3 separate regions of the Homo sapiens genome follow, and regions 2 and 3 are each linked to region 1. A link is an interaction called in ENCODE POLR2A ChIA-PET data of the cell type or tissue named here. Cell type or tissue: PC-9. All regions are shown on one strand.

What was found. ChIA-PET counts read pairs that join two places held together with the same protein. Peaks named below come from ENCODE experiments on the same cell type or tissue, not always from the same donor. Only the 100,000 strongest peaks of a DNase experiment are listed, where the experiment ranks them.
Region 2: POLR2A ChIA-PET joins it to region 1 with 15 read pairs; 5 of 35 experiments call an interaction of 5 or more read pairs at or near these places.
Region 3: POLR2A ChIA-PET joins it to region 1 with 17 read pairs; 2 of 35 experiments call an interaction of 5 or more read pairs at or near these places.

The regions. Positions count from the first base shown.
Region 1 is chr14:75,297,776-75,300,275 of GRCh38, forward strand. No RefSeq gene overlaps it. Among named protein-coding and RNA genes, the nearest start is that of LINC01220, 4.6 kb to the left of the region's middle. In PC-9, no CTCF peak of the experiment used is centred here; DNase peaks (open chromatin) are centred at 986 and 1,406; H3K27ac peaks cover 1,106 bases.
Region 2 is chr14:74,922,361-74,924,860 of GRCh38, forward strand. It overlaps RPS6KL1 (ribosomal protein S6 kinase like 1), which reads right to left and starts at 900. Exons shown (of 12, transcript NM_031464.5): 1 at 820-900; 2 at 1-125. RefSeq lists enhancers at 1-424, 425-1,195 and silencers at 566-975, 1,066-1,125. In PC-9, no CTCF peak of the experiment used is centred here; a DNase peak (open chromatin) is centred at 951; H3K4me3 peaks cover 1,180 bases.
Region 3 is chr14:74,309,695-74,312,194 of GRCh38, forward strand. It overlaps a transcript of VRTN not described here. Among named protein-coding and RNA genes, the nearest start is that of ABCD4, 8.0 kb to the left of the region's middle. In PC-9, no CTCF peak of the experiment used is centred here; no DNase peak of the experiment used is centred here.

The DNA of each region.
Region 1 (2,500 bases):
TGCCTCAGTTTTCTCCTCTGTAAAAAAAGGCCGGGCATGGTGGCTCCTGCCTGTAATCCCAGCACTTTGGGGGGCCAAGGTGGGCGGATCACCAGCGGTCAGGAGCTTGAGACGAGCCTGGACAACATGGTGAAAACCCATCTCTACTATAAATACAAAAATTAGCAAGGTGTGGTGGCACGCGCCTGTAGTCCCAGCTACTCTGGAGACTGAGGCAGGAAAAATCGCTTGAACTCAGGAGGCAGAGGTTGCAGTGAGCCAAGATCGCACCACTGCAGTCCAGCCTGGGTGACTGAGCAAGACTCCGTCTCCAAAAAAAAAAAAAAAAAAAAAAGTACCTATCTCATAGTGATACAATGAGGGTGAATTAGCTGGTATTTGTAAAGTGCTAAAGCAACACCTTGCACCTCGTAAGTACCATGTAACTGTTTGTAAATGAATTTTCCAGCTTAGCTGTCTTGTCATTGGAATGGGGATTGATTATATGTTCTCTTGGTTCCCTCGAGCAGTGACCTTTCAGGGCAGTGCATAAGCTTTGGGGTCAGGCAGGTCTGGGTTGACTCCTATCTTTGTCGGTAGTTGTGTGACTTTGCACAGATAACTTCTCGGAACCTCAGTGTTCTTATCTGTGAAATGGGAATAATTGTGTCTACTTCAAAAGACTGTTGTGGGTATTGCATGTTTGTAATGTGCCTGGCACAGAAGGAGTGTAATAAACAGAAGCTATAGTTATTATTGTGGACAAGAGCAGCCACATGTAAAGGAAAATAGAGTTTCCAAGGTCATTGAAGTTTCCAGAAAGACTGAACATATCAGATAGCAATGAGACCAGCTCAACTTGTGGAGCTTGGTGGGAGGGTGGGCCTGGGTCTGCGCCAGGAGTAAATATCACCCCATTTGAGGAAGCAGAAACGGTGTGACTTGCACATCAGCTCTAAGAACATTTTCTGCTCCAGGGCTGTGCTGAGGGCGTGGACCCACTGGGGCTGGATGCCAGGAGCTGGAGGCCTCTCCGGCTCTCCTTCCCAGGAGGGGAGATTTTAGTAGAGAGGGTGTGGGTGGGCCTTGGAAACCTCTTGTTGTGTGTGCGTGGGGTGCGGGGGAGTGTCAGAATGGCCCAGGGATATCTGGCCTTGGTAGGTGTACTCCCAGGCCTGGGGTGGCCTTCCTCATGGCAGAACCTGCCTTCACGGCTCCTCAAAGCTGCCATCCTTCACTCCAACTGAAGACACCCCTGACTGATTGCCTGCAATTATCCGAGGAGTGGGGGAAGGAGGGTTTTGGTAGTCTTGCAGCCAAATTAATCTTAATTCCCTTCAACTCGTGTGGAAAAGTACCCAACGAAATATGCAAATGCTGCATGTATTCCTTCAGTAAAGGGGAAGGAGGGTTGCAACATCAAACAATGATAGGGTGTCGCAATCCTAAACGTGTGAGGAATTACTCTTAAGGTCCTCGTACTTGACAGCTCCGGGCCCCCATGACACATGAGGAGTTTTGTGCTCCGAAACAGGCCAGGGCCAGGGTGTCTACCACGCTTACCACTAGCTGTGATTTGGGGGCCTCAAACACAGCCTGAGACCTGGCAAAACCATCTTAGGAACTGGGGATCACAGAGGACTCTGCAAACCTCCTTCTAAACTCATATTTCCAGTAATGGCAACAGGGTGGGCCCTTAATAGCTCCTGGAGCAGAAATTGAAGGTTGAGCTATCTTTAAAAAAAACATGGCAGGCGTGGTGGCTCATCCCAGCACTGTGGGAGGCTGAGGTGGGAGGATCACTTGAGGCCAGGAATTCAAGACCAACCTGGTCAACATAGTGAGACACCATCTCTTGAAAAAAAAAAAACAACATAGCTTATGAAGAGTCATGAAGGTGCTAATATTGGCTGTTCCTGGGTAGGAGGGAATGTGTTTTTATTTTCTTCTTTTTGCTTGTCTGTACTTTCTGATTGCCTTTTTTGGCAAGCACATATTGCTTTTGTAATAGGAAAAAAATATTTTCAAAACGTTCTCAGCAAAGTAGTATGTTTGTTTTTAAAATAGATGACAACATAATAAATGGGAAGTTTCCAACACCTCCTCACTTTTTAAAAAAAACTTTTCCCAAAAGAAATACATGCTCCTGGTAGAAACCTTTGAAAATTCAGATCATCAAAAAATAAAGAAAATAAAAATTGACTGTAATCCCATCACAGGAATAACCACTGTCAACATTTTTAATTCTACCTTTCCAATACACACACTAGTTTCATTTTTTATTTATTTTTTGGACAGAATATTGCTCTGTCACCCAGGCTGGAGTAGTGCAGTGGCACGGTCCTAGCTCACTGCAGCCTTCAACTCCTGGGCTCAAGTGACCCTCCTACTTCAGCCTCCTGAGTAGCTGAGACTAGAAGCACATGCCACCACTCTGGGCTAATTTTTTATTTTTTATAGAGATGGTGTGTGTGTGGGGGGTCTCACTATGTTGGCCAGGCTGGTGTCAAACTCCTGGCCG
Region 2 (2,500 bases), 380 kb before region 1:
TCCGTGGACCGGATGGATTGCCCCTGCTGTGTTTTGTTCCCTTGGTCCTGAGGTCAGTGTGGTCAGCGAGTGAGGACCCCTCCTGGAGCCAGCAGAGAGCAGAGCACAGAGCTGGGCTGTAAGAACTGTTGGCAGACGGAATGACTGAGTGGCAGACTCGGTGCCACGTTGGATGGGGGGTAGAAGAGGGCAGGGTGACCCAGCCCCAGGGAGGGTCGCTCTGTCCTCCTGGCTTTACTTTTGAGAAGGTCATGTGGCCTCCAAGGACCTGACAGCAGCTTCTTCCTGAGCAATGTGTGACCCAGGCGGCCAAAGGGATGACAGCCGTGGCTGCGGGAAGGGAAGGGGCTCAGAGAGAGGCCCACAAAGCTACCCCGCCTTTGCTCTCCCAGGTCCCACTGGGAATGGGCAGGACCCGGAACTTCCAACCCCAGGTCATTTGGAGAGAAAGAGGAGAGAGCAGGATGGGCGGTGGGGCGGGGAGGGAGACCCACAGCCTCAGCCGGCGGGGAGCTGAATCCCGGCCAGGATGCGGCCAGGAGGCAGAGGGAGGCCGCACCATCCCTGCTCGGCCAAGCCCAGGGGAACTTGAGGCTCTGAGGCCTTGCTCTGGGGGGTGCCCGGGTAGGACTGGCTTCAGGGTCCACCCCGCCGGGCAGGGTCCTGCCGGGCAGAGCCGCCGGCCCCGCCTGGACACAGAAAGCGGCGCGTGCAACCCACGGGGCCCCAGCCGCAAGGTGCACGGTCCCAGGGTGGAGGGACGGCCGAGGGGGCCCCTCGCCTGGGAGGGTGGAGAAGGGACCGGACAAAACACCGTACCTGCCCGAGCTGGGAGCCGGGTCCGCGGGCCAGGCCTCCCCCTCACGTACCGGCCCTTCACGCCAGAGCGCGCCGCGGGCCGCTGCTTTCCGGCATCCAGCGTGCGGGGCCAGCCGGTGCAGCGCGGCCATTGGCTGCGGATGAGCTCATACTTGAGCCTTAGAATAAACCACCAATCACCGCCCGGCTCGGCTCCTGCCGGCCTTAAAGCCGCAAGGTCTGCACGGCTGGGCTGTGAGGGGCGGGGGGCGGTTTAGAGAGGGGAGGGTGGGATGGGATGTGGGGTGGGTGGGGAGAGCAGGTCTAGAATCATCCAGGGATGCGGAAGGGGCTGCTTCAGAAATCTAGACGTGCCACTTCTAGGACTTTTCTCATTCATTGCTTCATTCATTTATTCAACGATTCAATGCTATGTATTGAGAGTCTCCCATGCATGAGGAGCTGGATGTTGAGATACAGCCGTGAACTAGACAGCGCTGTTTACATCCGCATGGGGCTTACAGTCTAGTGAGGGCTACCGAGAGTAAAGAACCCAGCAATAGAAGGCTTTTGATATCAGAACCGAGCTTAAAATTCAAGACATAGGCCGGGTGCGGTGGCTCATGCCTGTAATCTCTGCATTATGGAAGGCTGAGGCGGGAGGATCATTTGAACCTAGGAGTTCAAGACCAGCCTGGGCAACATAGGTAGACCCAATCTCTATAAAAATTACAAAATTTAGCTGGGCATGGTGGCGTGTGCCTGTGGTCCCAGTTACTCAGGAGGCTGAGGTGGGAGGATGGAGTGAGCTCGGGAGGTTGAGGCTGCAGCGAGCCGAGATCGTGTCACTGCACTCCAGCCTGGGTGATGGGGCAACAGATCACAGGCAACCCTGTGACACAGATCTCACCTGCAGGTTCAGTGCTGACTGGCTTCACACTGTCCCCCGGCTGCACTTGCTCTACCTTAGACACCCTTTCATACTTTCTCCCTCTGACTCCCACCCGTCCCCCTATCCTCACTCTCAGCCAGCACTGTTGCTTCATCCTTCCCTTGACAGCAGTGGCGCACAGACTCCCACAGGCTTGCTCTTGGCCCGCGGGCGGGGCTGTGCCCACACTCTGCTTCCAACCTTTTTCCACAGGTGACTGTCTGTGCCCCATCGAAGGCCACCCTTCCAGGTGGGCATCAGTCCCGTGCCATCACCTACTCAGCGACACCACTCCAGCGATTCTCCCGTCTCTCCCACTAGATAATTCCCACCTGATACAAACATAATGCTTGTTTCTCCCCTCTTAAAAGCAAAACAAGAAAACAAACCAAAATACACTCTAGGCCTCACTTCTTTACCTACCACCCTAGGTTTGCAGTACGGCTAATTTCCTTTTTTTTTTTTTTTTTTTTTTTTTTTTTAGTAGAGATGGGGTTTCACCATATTGCCCAGGCTGGTCTCAAACTCTGGAGCTCAGGTGATCCACCCACCTTAGCCTCCCAAAGTGTTGAGATTACAAACGTGAGCCATGACATCTGGCCCAAAAGTAAACTTTTAAAACACATCCTATAGAATGGGAGAAAATACTTGGAAATCATATATCTGATAAGGGTCTAGTATCTAGAATATATAAAGGACTCTTAAATTCAACAATAAAAAGACATCCCATTTAAAAATGGGCAAGTAATTTGAATAGACATTTCTCCAAAG
Region 3 (2,500 bases), 990 kb before region 1:
TCTAAAAGTAAATAAATAAAATTTTAAAAAACCCACAGGTCACTGTCTCTGCTTATACTGTTTTCTAATGGGACCAAACTTCCCTTATTTCAGCTCCTAGAGTCCTGTGCTACTTCCTCACTCTTATACATAGATAAAGGGAAGACAAATTGATGTTTTTTTTAAAAAAGGAAAATAATTTGGTAATAACTGTCAAATTTTAGATGATGCCGTAGTTTCATTTCCAGGAATTCTCTTATAAATATATTTACCCAAAAGCACAAAGGACAAAGGGTCAATCACAAGGATGTTTCTACAGCATAGAAGGTAATAGCAAAATCCTAGAAGCAACCAGAATGCTTATCAAAGGAGGAGCAGTTAAACAAAATATGACACCCTCACTGTGTAGAATATATTTTGCAGCTATTAATAAGAAGGAGATGGCCGGGTGCCATGGCTCACGCCTGTAATCCCAGCACTTTTGGAGGCTGAGGCGGGTGGATCACCTGAGGTTGGGAGTTCGAGACCAGCCTGACCAACATGGAGAAACCCCGTCTCTACTAAAAATACAAAATTAGCCAGGCGTGGTGGCACATTCCTGTAGTCCCAGCTACTCGGGAGACTGAGGCAGGAGACTCACTTGAACGTGGGAGGCAGAGGTTGCAGTGAGCCGAGATCGCGCCATTGCACTCCAGCCTGGGCAACAAACGCAAAACTCTGTCTCAAAAAAAAAAAAAAAAAAAGGAGAAGTAGCATTGCCATAGTGATTCAGAACATGGACCTCAGAGCCGGATTGCATGGGTTCAAATCCCCACTCTATCACTTGGTATTTGTGTGACCTTGGGGGCATGCTGCCTCTGTTTTTTTTTTTTTTTTTTTTTAAACACAGAGTCTTGCTCTGTCACCCAGGCTGGAGTGCAGTGGCACAATCCCGGCTCACTGCAGCCTCCGCCTCCTGGGTTCAAGTGATTCTCCTGCCTCAGCCTCCCAAGTAGCTGGGACCACAGGCATGTGCCACCATGCCTGGCTAAATTTTGTATTTTTAGTAGAGATGGGGTTTCACCATCTTGGCCAGTCTGGTCTCAAACTCCTGACCTGAAGTGATCCGCCCACCTTGGCCTCCCGAAGTGGTGGGATTACAGGCATGAGCCACTGCACCCGGTGAGGTTTTTAAATTTTTCTTTAAAAAAAATTTGGGGGGGTAAAGACAGGGCCTCACTATGTTGCCTAGGCTGTCGAACTCCTGGCCTCAAGCGTTCCTCCTGCCTTGACCTCCAAAAGTGGTGGGATTACAGGCATGAGCCACTGCACCTAGCCTCAGTTTTTTAAAATCTGTAAATGAGGGTAATAATAGTTTCCACATCAGAGGGTTGTTTCGAGGAATAAACAAGTTAATAGATATTAAGACTTAAACATTACCTGGCAATAATAAGAGCTGAATGTGACATTAATATTAAACATTGAACAATGTCCATGCCCTATTGTTTCATTTAATCAACTAGTTTTTTAATTGAAAAATTGAAAAGCATGTGGTTAAAAAAAATTTTGCAAAAGATGATAGGGCATATAATAAAAAATAAGTTTGTCTTCCACCCCAGAGCCAAGCTGTTCACAGCTTCTTAGGAATCTTTCCCGAAATGTTTTATATATATGCAAACTTATATGTATTAATATATTTCACACATACCCACACTCAAACACAAATACTCCTTTTCCTTTTAAACACTCTGCCTTGCAGCTTGCATTTTTTTTTTTTTTTCTCTTTGAGACAGACTCTCATTCTGTTGTCCAAGCTGGAGTGCAGTGGCGTGATCTTGGCTCACTGCAACCTCTGCCTCCTGGGGTCAAGCTACTCCCTCCCAAGTAGCTGGGATTACAGGCATGCTCCACCACACCTGGCTAATTTTTGTATTTTTAGTAAAGACGGGGTTTCGCCATGTTGGCCAGGCTGGTCTTGAATTCCTGACCTCGGGTGATCTGCCTGCCTCGGCCTTCCAAAGTGCTGGGATTATAGGGGTGAGCCACCGCTCCCGGCCGCAGCTTTCTTTTTACACTTTGTAATATATCTTGGAAGTTGTTCCATATCAGCATATACAGACTTTTTTTTTTTTTGAGATGGAGTTTCGCTCTTGTCACCCAGGCTGGAGCACAGTGGTGCGATCTTGGCTCACTGTCACCTCTGCTTTCCTGGTTCAAGCAATTCTCCTGCCTCAGGCTCCTGAGTAGCTGGTATTACAGGCATCCGCCACCATGCCTGGATAATTTTTTGTATTTTTAGTAGAGACAGGGTTTCACCATGTTGGCCAGGCTGGTCTTGAACTCCTGACCTCAGGTGATCCACCTGCCTTGGCCTCCCAAAGTGCTGGGGTTACAGGCATGAGCCACCGCGCCCAGCCAGCATACACAGATTTAAGTAATTACTTTTTTCCACTGTTAAGTTTGTGACAAACCCATTGTCAAATTGTGCCATCATAAGTCAGGGACTGTCTCTACAGAGGAACTATATATCTAGTTTCCTATT